Linked DNA regions of Mus musculus: region 1 is linked to region 2. A link is a loop called in an ENCODE intact Hi-C map of the cell type or tissue named here. Cell type or tissue: left cerebral cortex. All regions are shown on one strand.

Region 1 (8,000 bases), 94 kb after region 2:
ATCTGGTTAACAATATGTAGGAGATATTTTGTTTCAGGTGATCATAGATATTTGTACCTGGCTCTGAAATGTGTACAAAAGGATAAAAGGACAAATGTGTGTGTGTGTGTGTGTGTGTGTGTGTGTGTGTGTGTGTGTGTGTGCGCACGCGATCAGCGTCTTTTTTGTGTGTCTTAGGTTTTGTGGACAGAGTCTGGCAATACCGTCCTTCCTGGCCTGGAACCTGCTTTGTTGACCAGGCTGGCCTCAGACTCCTGGTAATTCCCCTGACTCTGCATCCCAGAGCCTAGGATTACAGAAGTGTGCCATCATGCCCGCTCCCACACTGAACTTTGTGATGATCACTTGGAATGTAGTCAAAAGCAGCTTCCTTCTGTCAGCCTCACCCTTGGGAAGTCTGGGGGGGGGGGGGGCGGATCTCAGAACTTCTGCAAATGGACAATAGGAGTTAGGTAAAGCAGCAAATCCTACCCTCAGTGGTAAGGCTACCTTTTCTGAAGGTGGAGTTGAAGTCTTTGAAAAGACAGTAACTGGGCTGTTTGCTTAAAGAAAAATTAAGAAACCTCCCAAGACCTTGAGTTTTTTTTTTTTTTTTTTTGTTTTGTTTTTTTTTTTTTTTTTTTTTTGAGTTCCCAAGACCTTTGAGATTCTTAGCCATGAGGACATTTTCTAGATGGGTTGGTCTGGGGACAAGTTACTAAATTCTTCCAGAACTGGAGCCTCATAGGGTTGCTGTGAGCATTCTGTCAGGTCCAAGATCCCGACATAATGGCCAGCCATAAAGGACCTGGCACAGAGCCTGAGGGCTGACAGCACTCATGAGATGGTCAGCATCTTGACTGTTGGTCACATTATTCTTAGCACACAGAAGAGGACAGACACATGACAAGCTCATCCAAATTCCTGGCTCATGCCTCTGCTGAAGATGACCAGTGTACACTCTGTGAGACATCCCCGGAGAGATGTCTCAGTGGATAAGGGCACTGGCTGAACTTCTGGAGGACACAGCTCCTACATGATGACTCAAGTGTCTGCAACTCTAGTTCCAGGCGACCTTACCTCTCTTCTGACCTCCATGGGCTCCAGCCACACATGTATATGTGACATTTATGCAGGCAGAACACTCCGACACATACAGTAAGTAAATGCTTTGAAAAGGAAGAAAATACACAGTGTGAGTACACTGAGTCTAGACTATTATGAGCTCAGGCTTACATCTACAGCTTCCTAACAGTCTTTTTTATTGTTGAGTGGTTTGTTTTGGTTTGGTTTTATTTTGTTTTTTACTTGCCTTTTCCACAGGCACCCAACCCAAGAAAACAGAATGGAATACATTGCCTCTCTTGTTGTGGAAAACACCATGGCCATCCATTCAGAAGTGGTTTTCCAGACTCACCCTTCTCTCCTTCCTGCTTCCAGTGTACTAGCAAATGGTGTTTGTTGCTGTTGTTGATGATGATGGTGGTGGTGGTGATGTGGGTGTTTCAAGACAGTTTTACTATGTAGTCCAAGCTGGCCTAGAACTCACAATGCGGCCTAGGCTGACCTAGAACTCACAATACTGTCTCCAGTTCTCAACAACGCTGGTATTGCAAGGGTGCTCAGCAACAAGGTCTGTTTCCTAGGAATTGTGTTTATTTCTTCCACTCCACTACTCTTTAGTGCATGGCCTATGTCTCCCTGCTCCCACGCTTGCCCCTTCCATCACTCTGTCCTTGCCAGAATGTCCTTTCTGCATTCTCCATTTATTTCCAGACTCTGGCCCCCAACAGTGTCTGACCCCAGGCAGTCCTGCAATCCTTTTCATACGCCTTCTTTAGTTTCAACACAGCTGCCCAAAACATTCCTCCCTTCCTCGTGTCTGGCGGTCTATGACTGGAATGTGTCACATGATCATTCCCCAACTGGGCTCTGTCCCCACAGGCTGTGGACCTCCATCCTAGAGACACCAGGCTGGGTGGCGGTGGTTGTTCTCTGTCGTGTCTCATCTCTGTCACCGAGCTTAGCTCTAGGTGTTACGTTTACTTGTGGGCACAGGGAGTGGAATCCATTCCACATTCAAAGGAGAATAAAGGTGAAGGAGAAAGCTCGATGTGTCGGCCAGGGTCCTGCTGGGGACAGATGGCATTCTCACAGGCAGAATGGAACTTTACAAAGACGAGGAAGGTTACAGAAATCAGCATGGGCTGGCAGAGCACCCAGGCCTCGAAGTGGTTGGTGCCATGTTCACCTCTAGCTGCTCAGAGATGTTTTATGCAGAGCCAAGCCATGACAGACACTGCCTGGCACAGACGAAGCCACTGGTGCTGATACAATGACCTTATTCACCTGCCTGCCATGCTACCTACAGGATGAACCCAAAGTCAAGGCCAGCGTGAATGGAGTCCTTAAAGGCCAGCCTTCCAGGTACAGAGTAGAGCTAGAAAGTAGGTCTGCAGAGGAAAAAACAACAAAAATTGCCAGGAATTCCTTTGTCCCCCTAATGAATGAAGGCAATGTACTTATGAGCAAGAACGTGGCACCCATTTTCCCAAGCAAGTAGGGTCACATTCTTTCTCCGGAATAACAGTCACTAGGCCCCCAAGAAACAGTTTCTGTTCTCAGCTTATTACAAAGAGATGTCTTCGGGGGTGGGGGGTGTCCACAAGAAAACTAAAACTAGTGGCTTATTGGCCACAGGAGTCTAATGAGTCCATTATCTGCAAACTCCAAACTTCTATCTTTCTAAGAAGGCTCATATACCAAGTCTCTTGTGTATAGCCTGATTGGTTTTTTCATGACAATGAACTGAATATATGTTCTATGCCTTGTGACAGAAAGCCTGGGCCTAAATCATGGTGATACCCTGAGATCTGGTGTCATGGATCAACTTGTAACCCAGCACTTGGGAGGCTGAGGCTGGAAGTTAGCTGTGAATCTGAGGCCAGCCTAGGTTATAGAACGAGTCCTGATCTCAAAATAAGTGAACAACCAAACAACAACCCCCCACCCCCAACCCAACCAAATAACCTCCACCAACAACCATAACCACCACCACCCAAAACATCCACCCTACTACCCCTGAAGAAAGTACTGAGTGCAAAAGCAATTCTGTCCTCTGGGGCTGCAATCCAGCAATGCCCTCTCTAGTGTGATCAAGTGTGGAAGAAGCTGTTTCTATTCTACAATCGCCTAATGGAGCCCACTGTGTATGAAAGTCAGGGTCACGTTGGGATGACAGCCACCAGCTAGGACAACTCAGGGGGGAGCAGCAGCCTAAGGCAGGCAAGGAGGCGGGGAGGTGGGAGCCTTGCAAGTCATTGGTGTTTACTTCTGTGAAGGTCAAGGGCTCCAAAGAAAACCCAGTGAAGCAAGGGAGCTTACCATTAGAATAGCGCCGCCTGTCGGGAAAACGCAGAAGCGCACGTGCCTCCTGTACCTGGGAGAAGCAGCCACAGCAAGCAAGGGGCCACGCAGCTTCCTCTTTAGGCATCGCGGGTGGGCGGGGGTGGGGGGTGGGGGTGCCGGCCCCTTCTCCAGCTGGGGCGCTGGAGAGAGGCGGGGTGCCTGTAGAGACTCTGCTGAGTCTAGGTGTCCTGGGATCTCGACCCTCTCCGTCGGGGGCCATGCTTTCATAACCAATCTGCCAGCCACTCATTCTGTAACAGCCAATAAAGACATAGGAGCACATAGTCCCGGTAAAGCCCACTTCACTATGAGGGAGTACAGCGCCGCCTTGTGTCCGAGGTGCAGCTTCAAGGAATTTGTCAACCTTGCTGTTGGGTTTGGGGTTCCTGCAAGATACTTACTGCCCTAGTGTGTGCAGGCTATAGCAAGTGCTAACTCATCAGTGGCAGGGACCGACTGGGTATTTCTTAAGCTCACTGGAACAGCACCTCTTTCCTAAGTGATTCTTGTTGTTCACATGCCAGGGGGCCGGAAACAGGGCTGGGTTTTATCTTTATTTTGAGACAGGGTTTCACTACACTGCCTAGGTTAGCCTTGAATTCAAATACACAGTCTAGGCAAGCCTCCTGCCTCATTCTTTCAAGTAACTCCCACTTCTGGCTTTTCTGTAATGTTCAATTCAGAGTACAATCTGTAAACACCAACTTGAGGACTACACCACTGCAGTGGAAGCTCCATCCTTTTGTCTTCAGAGTATGTCCAGAGACTTTTGACCCAGATGGGATTTTGTTTTCATTATCTTTTTAATAACAGAATGATGTAAATGAAAACCACACAGACATAAGGTCCTGTGGACATACACAAAGCAAGCCATGAAACGGCTCATTGTTCCTAGGATGCCCCATCTCTTCTCCATCCACAACTGATGCACATGGCCTGTGTGCATTTCCTCTTTCCTCTGCTCTGGACTGGCTTTTGTCCTCCACAGATGCAGGCCTAGAGGATATAGACTGGCTTTGCCTGTTTTGATCATCAGACAAACAGAATCTTAATGAAGGCAGTGTCTGTGGGTCTTATAGGTTTTTCTCAATGCCATCTGTCCATGGATGCTCCTGTATGGTTTTCACTCTGACATATCCATTTTACTGATGGCTTGTTTTGGATTGGGGATATTACAAACCATGTCTCTATGATCCGACTAGTGCAGGTGGGCTGGTGAATCTGTCCGTGAGTGTGTTGGTGGGGTCTTCAGAGGCAGGCTGCAACTTTATACTCATGTGTAGTCACTTTTCAGTGTGACAACACCAATCCCTGCCAGGGCATGAGACAGTTCCCATCGTACCATCACTTGGTGTTACCAGACAGGACTTTTTCTTCTGTCAACTATGGTAGCTTTGGTTTATGTTACCTTATGGTGGCTGTAATTTGACTCCATGTGGGTGTTGATATTGAATACATTTGCAGTGTTTATTGGCCATGTGGATTTCCCCTGATACCTAGAATTCAGTTTTGGCTCCCTTTTCTGTTGCATCATCATCCATAATGAATTACATGAACTCCTCGTATGCGATGCTGGTTCTTTGCCGTCTCAATCCTACTACAAATGGCGAGTTCAATCAGTTCAACTTGAAAGCGCCTGAATACCTGTCCCTTGTTAATCACGCACTCACAGGTGGCCTCTGACACTGGATAGATTGTCTCCTTCACTTCCTTTGTTCATTTTTTGAGGAATCAGACATGTCTGTTTCCAATGCAACGAGCTTTTCCCAGCCTTTCGTTTTATGTCCTGCTTTGTGTCCTGTTTAAGAAATCTGTGTCTTGTGGCTGAACGTGACCTGGTGGTACAGGGGACTTAGGACTGTTCTCAAGAAATTCTGGTCTTGGTCTTTCGCTCATACTGCTTCCATTGGTGTGGAGACGGCGTCCTCCCAGCTTCCTGTGGCAGGAGGGAGGCAACTGTGTTTACAAAAAGATCATTCATATCATTTATACCTCCTTCTTTGGGGGAAACAGAGTCCTTTTGATAGCCCAGGTCAGGACCGGGCTGAGGAGGGTCTCTGTGAACCACGGGGAGGAAGGGTGAGCTGCAAAGGGGTGACGCCCACCTAGAATTAGAGCACCTACTTTCTGTTTATTCTGAGGTGAGAAGGGTGGAAGACAGTGGAGTGGTAGGAAAACTCTTCCTCCATGGCTAAATTTGGGACCCAGGGGCACAGCTCTGTGCTGACTGAGATAGAACAGGTGTCTGGGCAAACTAGGAAGGTGGAGGCCATTAATTCTCAGCATCTGCAGGGACCAGCACAACTGAGCCTCCTTGAACTTCCGAGGCTGATGGGACCTTCCATGCAGGAAGTGCTAGGAGACAATTGCTCAGTCGGGGAATGAGCACTTTGGAAAAAGCTTTTCAATTACACGACCCCCCCCCCCCAACAGGTTTTTGTTTTATTTTAAATAGCCACTAGGTGGCAGGTTTAGTCACATCTGGATGCTTGCAGCAAAGGGTTCAGAGAAGGACTATGGAGGGAACTAGGGATCTGGATTTAAATTCAGCCTTCCTTTAATTCTGTTTGAGAACTCATCAGAGTTTTAAAACACATATTTCTGTGATGAGCATTACACAGTGAGGCTGAGACAAGGCCTGCTGCAGCACCTCCTTTTTGAGCTTTTAAAGATGGCGTGGACTTAGCTTCCGAAGTATTTCTAGATCTGTTTTGTTGTGGCCAGACTGTAAACATTCAGTAAATCAAATTGTTCTATTAGGAAATAGCCTTTTACTGGCAGGATTTGGCAAGCTGCTTTGTTTACCGCCTCTGGAGGGTTCCAGACTTGGGGAGCCACTGACAAGAAGCCTGCCCCGCCTTCCGTTTCCTGCCCTGCCTTGCCTGCTCCTCAGCTTCAATGCCATCATTGGCCTCCATCTTCTCTGCAGTCTCAGAAAATCCCAGATCTTCCCTGTTCTTCATGCCATTCTTGCCTGTACAGGACCAGTAGGTACAAAGTTGAACAGTCCTCTGAGGGGAGAGTGAATATGATTATAGGAAAGACAGAAAAGAAGACTGACTCAGAGACAAAGGTTAGAAATCAGGAGGGCTGTCCAGTCAGTACTGTGGCAGCCTGGAGTTTAATTCTCTTACACTTTATATACTTTACAGTATCTTGGGAAACAAAGTCACAAGCCAGCAGAGACAATGGTTGATGAACGTTAGATATCTATACATTCGATATCTGCCTCCCTATTCCTCCCTGTTCCTTCCTCCAAGATTAACAGAACATTCAACCCCCCACCCCCTCTTAAGCTTCAAGTGTATCCCCTCTTATCATTCCATAGGTCAGCAGGTCAGGAAATATGACATTAGATCCTGGCCTGACTTGATGCTATCTGACAGGTGGGCTTTCACAGAAGCAGGCAAAATGGCTCCTGACACTTGCCTTGCATTTTAAAAATAAGTAAATCAAAAACAAGTTGTGCATTGGGGAAAAAAATGAGAGGTTTCAGAGTTTGATTCTCCAGAATCCACAAGAAACTGGATTCAATGGCTCACTTGCATCTGTGATTCCAGCATCCCATTGATGAGATGGCAGGTACAGACAGGAAAATGGTCTGGATGCTTTCTGGATAGCCAGCTTGCAGCTTTCGTGCAGAGATTAGAGAACAACTTTTCAGAGTGGGTCTTGCCCTTCCATCTTTGTTGAGGCAGGATTGCTTGCAATATAATACACTGGGGATTGGGTATGCCAGGACATATCTGTGGAGGTCAGAAGACAACTTCTGAGAGTCAGCTCTTCACTTCCACAGTGCAGCCCAGGAATTGAGCTCAGGTCTTGTCTGCCAGTGCCTTTACCCACTGAGCCATCTTGCTGACTCGTCTTGGTAATTTTCAGTGACTGCAGAAACACATTGCACTCTGTGGCTGTTGAGTATTCTGTGAGTGTAGTAGGAACCAGTTATTAATGATGCGACTCAGTTCCTCTACATTTCTGGAGACTCACTCTGTTATCTATAATTACTCCAGAGTGTTTGGTGTTAGAGCTTCTAGGCAAGCACTCCACTGAGTTACACACTCACTTCTCGCATCCTGCCTGAAATTGAGAGGGGAGCACTGCCGGTTCCTACCCTAACACTGCATTCCTTCCGTCAGCGGTATGCATCATTCCTTCCTGTGTTTTGAAGCTCTGTTTTTGGATGTACATGTGCTTAATTTAGCCTTGACAGGCCTGTCATTTTAGAAAGATTTGTTTTTTCATTTATTTTATTTTTGTTTCTATAGGTGTTTTGTCTGTAGATATGTTTGTGTATCCCATGCATACTTAGTGCTTGTGAAGGCCAAGAGAAGGCATCTGATCTCCTGGAACTGGAATTACAAACAGTTGTTACCAACAATGTGAGTGCTGGGAATTGAACTTGAGTCTTCTAGAAGAGCAGCCGGTGTTGTTAACCTCTGAGCCATCTCTCCATCCCAAGAGTTATTCTTGTGTGTGCGTGTGTGTGCACTTCTGTGTATACCTTGTATGTACAGATGCTTGTGGAGGCTAGTGAGGATGTCAGGGAGTTGTGAGCTGCCTAACATGGGCTGAGGTCTGAATTTCTGGAAGAACAGTAAAAGCTTTTAACC
Region 2 (8,000 bases):
GCCAAAGGCCTGAAAACCCAACTGATAGAGAAATCTACTACCCCAGTGGACTTTCTTTGTCTTGACCATGTGGCCTTTTGGGAGATTTCTGTACACAAATGAGTGAAGCCCAAAGTCACCCATCTGTGCGTGGGTGTGGCCCATGTCCTCCATCTGCTCCTAGGATTAAGTGTGCTAGGGTGGACACTGGAAGGACTTTTGTTTGAATCTGTGGGCCTTTGGGGCTGTTATCCAGGTCCTGAGGCTGGGCCTTTTCACACTGGATTATAGGTTCTTCCTTCATAGTTGGAGGAGGCATCAGGCAGTCCCTGCTTTTGACTGTCCACTTTCTGACAGAGTTGTGGCCATTGTTCATCGGTTTTTCTGGATGCCATGGGAAAATTTGAAGACCTAGTGCAAGAAGACTGTGGAGTTTCTAGGTATAGCCAGCTATGTTGGGGATGTCTTTAATATCAGGGCTGTCCAGAAAGGTCACTGTGACCCAGGCCACCAGATCTCATGGGACAGACACAGGCTCACTGGGCAGGGACATATTAAGTACTGACCTCCTGAAGGTACTCTGACTGGGGAAGTTTTAGATGTGTCTATAAACTTCCTGAGATATCCCTAGTCCCATTTAAAAGAGATAGGCTTATATGTCACGACCTCTGAACTTGCTCTCTGTCCTGCGAAGGACCACACTATAAGGACCAGAAACAGGTCCACATAGAGACCAGAGGACTGGGTTAGTACCTCATCTTCAATGATGTTATTGTTCTCAAGGAAGCTCTCCAAGACCCAAGGGGCTCCCTGGATGGTCCTGGTTGTATAGGTTGGTGCCAGTCTGCTCAGGCTCCTGATGCTTGGTCACTGCCAGGCAGAACCTGCAGGTAGAGAAGAAACCAGGGAGACAGTAGCACCTTCTGAGCCCAGGGCAGAGGTGTAGGCAGTAGCTGTGCCTGTGACCCTCTAGGTTCTACTTGGGGCTGATAAAGAACAGATACTGAGGTAGAGTCTGTCCAAATCAGAAGGTGGTCTTACACTCCTGGGAGCACTGCACCTGTTCAGCTGCAGGGACTGAACCTGGTGATGTCTTGTGTTCCTGGGGTTAGTGATATTTTCCTGTCTGGTCTGCAGTGTATGGAAACTGCTTTGGGGGCCTAGAAGCATAAGGAGAAAAGGAGGAGCAATCTATTAATTTGTCTTTGGAACAGAACTGTTTTGCCCTGTGCAGGTCCTCAACATTGAACAAGTCAACAGCTGCTGGAGTGTCACTGGGCACTGGAGAAGATGACGACACAGGATCTCCACACAGGAAGCATCTTTCCTTTATTCTGAAATCCTGTCAAATCCTTCGTGGGCAGCAGCGCCCCAAAGAGGAACATAAAGTTATCGTTTAAAGCCTGTGTACTGGATGGCTGCAGTTCCAGCTCTATCCTGCTCATCTGAAAGCTATGCACAGCCTCTATCCATACTATGGGGACCACATGGGTGAAGGCCAGACACTGGCCATTGCATTGATCCAATGAGAAGCTGGTGGTGCCAAGGAAAAACTCCTCCCCTGTGGCCTCTTCGTGTGGTGGCCTTCTTGATTCTGTGGTAGAGAAGGCTTCACTCTGCTTTGGACATGGGTCTGGATGCTCAGGATTAATGTTTCTCTGGGCCTGGGGGAGTTTTCTCATATAGATGGCAGGGGTCCTACAGCAAACTCGGTAACAGTGGGGTGCTCTTGGGCACTAAAGAAAATGATGACACAGGCTTCCCACACAGGAGGTTTGATTCCTTTATTCAGAAACTCTAGTACTTCCTTCTTGTTGGGCAGCAGAGTCTCAATGAGGAACACAGAATTCTTGTCCAAAGCCTGTGTGCCTGATGGCTGCAGCTCCAGCTCCATCCTACTCATCAGGAAGCTGTGCACAGCCTCCATCTCCTGGGCACCCAGGTCTGTGAACAGCTGGGCCTTGCCTTTCAACATCCAGCTGGGGTACTCTGCCATGGTCTCCTGTAGAACCAACACGATGGCCATGCAGCCCAGTGCCAAGATCCTTTGTGCCAACTCCATGGCTCTGGAACTCAGCAGAAGAGAGAACACTTAGGTATTTCTGTCTCCAAGTCAGCACTCCAGAGCACCTTGTCTCTAAGTCCTGTCTTTCCTACTAACTGTGCTTCCTCCCTTACCCAACTGAAGCCAGAGTTGGAGACTCTGGGTCCTTATGCACAGTTCACAGTGCTGTCTGGGCCCCTGTTTGCAACCACTTATTTCCTCCAGGGTATGAAAACCTCTTATAGTCTTTCTTATCTAGAGCATTCATGATTCCTCCTTCTCTTGGTGTTTTCTTACTGGGGAAAATTTCTTAGCATGGACCATCATGAGTCACAACAGATCAAGGCTTGATCATTCTGGGCAGCAAAGGGCTTATGTCCTGGCAGGACAGGTAGTGTACTGATAAACAAAACCACCAATGACCTTTTAGGGGCATGCATTTTGAAATTTCAGGTGTATGTTCAAAGTACAGTTTTTAGGGTTCAGCTCCCTGAGTTCAATTCCTGGTAGGTCACAACACCAAGGGCTGCTTGTGTGACCTTGCACATGCTTTTTAAAGTCTCTAGGGCTCCCTTGTCCAAGTGCAGAATGGAAATGATAGGAGCCACATGCAATTTTCTAAGGTTACAGAGAGAAACAAGATGAGAAACGTGGGGGACAATTGCAGCCTTCCAGGAATGCATGTTGTATCTATGTCTCTTCAGAGTGACTCTGATGATAGTTTGGCTTTAGAAATTTTGAGTAATACAGACTGGACTGAATGTGAATCCAGGATGGGCAAACTCCAGCTCTACTTAGCTCTTTTAGATTCCAGTTGGGTACCAAAGTCTTGACCACCAATGATGTCAGATGGGCTGGGCTACATCAAAGGAAGCCCCAGTGCTAGGATGGGGAACTCCCCTAGGACTTGCAGGAGGGTAAGAGTGATGGTTGCTCTCTGCTCTTGGGTAATGGGTCCCTGAGGACCGTGATAGTCACTTCTGCATCCTTATATTTCTAAGCCAGCTCCTCTGTGCTGTTGTAGAAATCACATTTACAGGAAGGCAGATCTACAGTGCAGAACATCTGGGCTTCTGTAATTCCCAGGGTCTTCAGCCCAGTAGGGGGCAGTAAGTGTCCTTCCATACAGTTCTGCAAGATAAACCTGCTGTGCACTTTCCTGGCTCTGCTACAGAGGCCCCACTCTTGAAGGCCTAACAGAGGCCACACTCTTGAAGGCCTGACATTGGATGACATGGTCTAGAGAGGGAATCTGGGAGTGCCAAGATAAACCTCATCCAGTGGCTTGGTGGCCTCCTCTAGCATGTCACAGAGGAGGCTATACTCTGCTTTGGAGAATCTGGAACTCATGTTATCCTGTGACAGCGACAGTGCTCTCATCTATAGGGGCTGTGGCAGAGGCCTGACAGCAATCTGACATTCCACTGGTCCTGGCTGCCAAAGATGAGAATATTGAGTTCCTTGTTCAGAATGTACTTTCTCTTTATCCAGAAAACCCAGCACATCTTTCTTCCTGGGCAGCAGCATCTCTATAAGGTACTCAGAGTTCTTGGCCCAAGTTGGTGTCGTGATGGCTGCAGTTCCAGCTCCTCCATGTGTTCCAGTAAGCTGTGTACAGCCTTTAGCCCACAAAATCCAGGACCCAGAACACTCAGGCATTGTCATTAAGTGTCTACCTGGGGCATTGTCATGAACATCTGTAACATCTGAGGTGTCAGTCACTTAATCCTGTGTCCGGTTCCTTCAGACCAGCCCCAGGGCTCCAGAGTTCCGGACAGAGCAGAGCAGAAGACTTCAGTATTTCCATCTCCAGGCCAATACCCCAGGCTAGCTCATCCCCAGGAGTTGTCTGCTTTTTCTGCTGACTTTGCTTTCATGCCCAGCCCCAGTGGAGACCAGAGCGAGAGTAGCTGGGTTGCCACCTCGGTTCCCAGTGCTGAGCACGTACTTACTTCTTCCCCTCATCTGTGAAATCTGATTTACATAAACTCTTCCATTTCCCCACTTCTTCTGGTGTCATCTCAGTGGGGAACATTCTTCAGCCATCTGAAGTCACAGCAACCCAAGGCTTAGTTATCTAGAGCTACCGACAGAGCGCTGGGCCAACAGAAAAGGGTGCCTTTATGATACAAATTCCCTTTCAAGGGGATGTATTTTGAATGTTAGTGTATTTGCTCAAATTCAGGCTCTGGGGTTAAGCTGCCTGGGTTCAAGTTCTGGGAAATCACACCACCAAGGACAACCTGGTTATCTTGGTTGTGTTAAACAATCTGAGCCTCTATTAGCTCGATGGTAAAATATAATGACAACAGCAGCATGCATATCCTGTGAGTGTGGAGAGAAGCAAGGTAACAGAAATACAACAGGCTCAGGACAATGCTGGTCTTCCAGGAGCAGTGTGGTGGCAATGCTTGTATGTATGTATGTATGTATGTATGTATGTATATATGCATGTATGTATGTGTTTTTTTTTTCAAGACAAAGTTTCTCTGGCTATCCCAGGTTGCCCTGGCACTCATTTTGTAGACCAGGCTGGCCTCAAACTCACAGAGATTCACCTGCCTCTGCTTTCTGAGTGCTGAATTAAAGGCATGAACCACCATGCCCAGCTACACTTCTTTTTAAAGTGAACCCCAATGATACTGTCTGGACCACAGCACATCAGAGATTTTGAGTACTGTAGATGGTATGAAGCAAGGATATGGAGAATCCTGCCCTGACAGCCTTCTCTGGCCGTGCAACAGTGCATTCAAGTTTGGGATCTCTTTCCTACCAAGGCTAGATAAGCATGTCAGGTTTGACCTTCGTCCTTTCCAGATTCAGGGAAAGCTTGGCCAAGGTTTTCACCCTCCTGCCCTGTCCTCAAATTATCAGCCATGCACTGTGTGTGCAAGCAAGCATGGTAGAGTTGATCGGTGCTCAGAGTCCCTGATGGCTGCTTCTTTATGCACCCTCGTAGCTGTGGTTGGAATTCGGGGTGGTGGACCCTGCAGTGTGCAGAGTCACTGAGAGGCCTCAGCCCTTCACACATGCTGACTGCTGTCACTGTCATTAGTCCTGGCTTCTCCAGATCTCAACTGTACTGGATGGTTCTAGACCCCATGAGGAGCCTCACATGGTGCCATTCCTGAACAAAGGAGCTGTCTTTCTCATGGCTGATGCTAGAGGTTTCTACTGGTCGTTGGAATTTCACTCAAATATCTCTCTATGTCTTTAGCTCAAGTCCTCACAGCTGCAGAGGGGGCGGGGTCCTGAGGCCTTGCTTAAGTCCTGGCTGTGAGTAGGTGGAAGGAGTCTGAGGAGCCTTTGCTGTCATAGGGAATTAACTACCTTGCCTACATGAATGTAGCCCTTAGGAGAAATGTGGAGAATACTCTTTCTCTTGTTGAGACAGACACAGAGATGGCTCAGAGCTCTGTCTGGTGTGTGTCTTTCACCTCCTAACACTGGGGACAAGACTATATACTTGGGTGCATTTCACCCAATAATGGCTTTCAGAGTAAGAGTCAAGCAAAGGGAGGCGAAGTTGCTTTCCAGAGATCCCAGCAAGGAGCTGGGCCACAGGACCTGAGCCTTGGAGATGCCAAAGGTGTTTCTGCATAACATACCTCGCACTCAATGTACTCATATAAGACTATTTTCCTTCTGGATTCTTCTCTTCGGAGAACTTTCCCCACTTGGCTCTCCATGCCAAGTTCATAACCTCGGTCCCTATTCAAAATCAATTAAGACCTGGCTTCAGCAAGGGCCTTTCCTCTTAATTATTCTTTAGTCTTTATTTTTAAATTTGTGTTTTGAAAATTTCCTACACTCACTTTTGGTGATGTTCACCCCTCTCTCTCAAAACAAAAGAATACACATGTGATATATATATACATCATCAAGGATGGACAGAAAAGCATCTCAGGAACATATCATGTATATATACATACATATATATACATACATACATACATACATACATATATATATATACATATCATGTATATATATATACACATACATATATATATCATGTATATATATATATATATATATATATATATATATATATATATACATACATACATATATATATATCATGTATATATATCAAGGCTGACTACTCTGCATTGGGCAACCAAAGGGGCCTTGTCCTTGAGAGAGGCTAATTCTCCTTCTCTCAGCATTTATTAGTGTCTATAGTTCTTTGTCTTGAGGTGGGACCACCCCCCAAATTTTCCCTCTTCCAAGTTAACACATCCATTGATATTGTATTATTCTAGTCTTGTTTATGCCCCCATTTGTAGGAGAGACTATTTTACAGCAGACTTCCTGGTAGTTTGGGCCTTAAAATATTTCTTCCTCTTCTCTCTGTCATGTTCTCTGAGCTGTATGTTCAGTAGCGGTGATGCGGCTGTGTCTGTTGGGGTTGGGCTTCGCATGGTCCATGGAGTTCTGCATTGTGTTAGCTGTGGTGTTCTGTGGTGGTCTCCATTGGCTGTAAAAAGAGGAAGGGTGGTAGTTACATTTGTCTCTGGGGATACTGATAAGATTTAGAATTTAGTAAGGGATTATGCTGGTCTTTCGGAGTGGCGGTAATAGACTCTTCCCTAGCATCTATGACCTCACTCGTCACAGGAAGCTGGCTAGGTTTCCAGCACCAGGCATGGTTTCCCTCCTGGTGAGTGAGCCTTCAGCCCTGTCTGACCTAACCACTGACATGTGAGTGGCAACATTAGTATTAAAAGGCAAACAAAAACTCCCTCCCCGAGGCTTTCAGTTGCCAATAATTTCTCAGCTAGGAGCAGAATTTCATGCTTACCTTTCCTCTCCATGCTGGCATTTGGTCTGACTTGAGCTTGCACAGGACTTGTGCACACTATCACAACTCTGAGTTTGTCTATGCAGCTGCCCTGCTGCATCCAGAAGACACTATGTCCTTGTGTTCATTCACTGGCTCTTAAACTTTTTTTACCCTCTCATCCATAATGAGCCCTGAACCCTTGGTGTGTGTGTGGTGCAGATGAAAGACCCTTTTTGTCTTGGACCTGATGGTCACTTCCTACTCCCTGCCTGCCCCCCATCCCTGCCCCCCAGCACTTTGCTACTGAGTCTGTAGAAGAGTGAGCATCACTTGACAATAGTGAAATTATGCCTGCCCCATCTCCTGGTGAGCTGGTGAGCTATGGGAGCCTCAGCTCTTTTTTCTGTGTATCTCCTGGCCCTGGTGATCACAGTCAAGGATGGACAGAAAAGCATCCCAGGAATTGTCTCGGGTTGTAGGTGCTGTTGCTGCCTCAATTGAATTCCTAATATTTGGCCAATGCCAGTGGTATCTGCTTGGAAGCGAAGAAGCCGAGTGGCTCTGGGCATGGGATTGCCTGTTAGCACTTTTCATGAAACATACTGTGGGCCAAGGATGTGAAAGTTGCCTCTTGCTCAGGAATGATTAACTGCCAGGCATTTGGAAGGCTTCTCATCATAATCTGCCATCCGAGGGCCAGAATGTCCATGAGTGATTCCATCCCATCCTTGAGTGCATGGTGACATATGACCAGATGTACATACGGACATGTACAAGACTGGAGGGTGGAAGGACATATAGACACATACAATAACAGGAGAACCTTCAGGCATTCTATCCTTCCTCTCTGGGCCTTCCCACCTGGTCCAGGTGGCAGCTGACTCCTTCCAGCCTTAGGACAGCATCTGCCTGGCTTTGAAACTAATCTTTAGGCAGCAGTTGCTTCAGTGGCTTCAGGGCTCTCGTTGGAGCTGCTAAAGAGCAGGTGCTTGGCAGAATCTGTTTGAAGTAGAAAACCACCCAGTGTTCCTAGGACACTGTGTCTGCTCCAGTGTGTGTTGCACGATTTGGTATCTCAGGCTCCTGGGGTTGGTGGTGGTCTGTCTCCTCTTCAGTGTCTGGAAGCTGTAGAGACATGGGGGAAAATGGAGGGCAGGAGTCAAGTGTTTCTCTATTCCAGAATGTCTCCAA

Evidence for each region. Hi-C counts contacts between places; a loop is a spot of excess contacts. Peaks named below come from ENCODE experiments on the same cell type or tissue, not always from the same donor. Only the 100,000 strongest peaks of a DNase experiment are listed, where the experiment ranks them.
Region 1: a loop joins it to region 2, with 5 times the contacts of the local background. A loop is called at or near these places in 25 of 42 quality-filtered maps.

The regions. Positions count from the first base shown.
Region 1 is chr6:48,855,971-48,863,970 of GRCm38, reverse strand. It overlaps Gm7932 (predicted gene 7932), which reads right to left and starts at 3,642. Exons shown (of 3, transcript NM_001358003.1): 1 at 3,364-3,642; 2 at 1,060-1,148. The coding sequence starts at 3,615. It overlaps Gm44764 (a long non-coding RNA gene), which reads left to right. Exons shown (of 3, transcript XR_001785236.2): 2 at 862-1,137; 3 at 1,303-2,514. In left cerebral cortex, CTCF peaks have their summits at 3,424, 3,697 (motif pointing left), 5,672 and 5,875 (motif pointing right); DNase peaks (open chromatin) are centred at 3,421 and 3,692; H3K4me3 peaks cover 228 bases.
Region 2 is chr6:48,950,300-48,958,299 of GRCm38, reverse strand. It overlaps the pseudogene Gm18538. Among named protein-coding and RNA genes, the nearest start is that of Gm24348, 20 kb to the right of the region's middle. In left cerebral cortex, a CTCF peak has its summit at 3,118 (motif pointing right); DNase peaks (open chromatin) are centred at 14 and 3,132.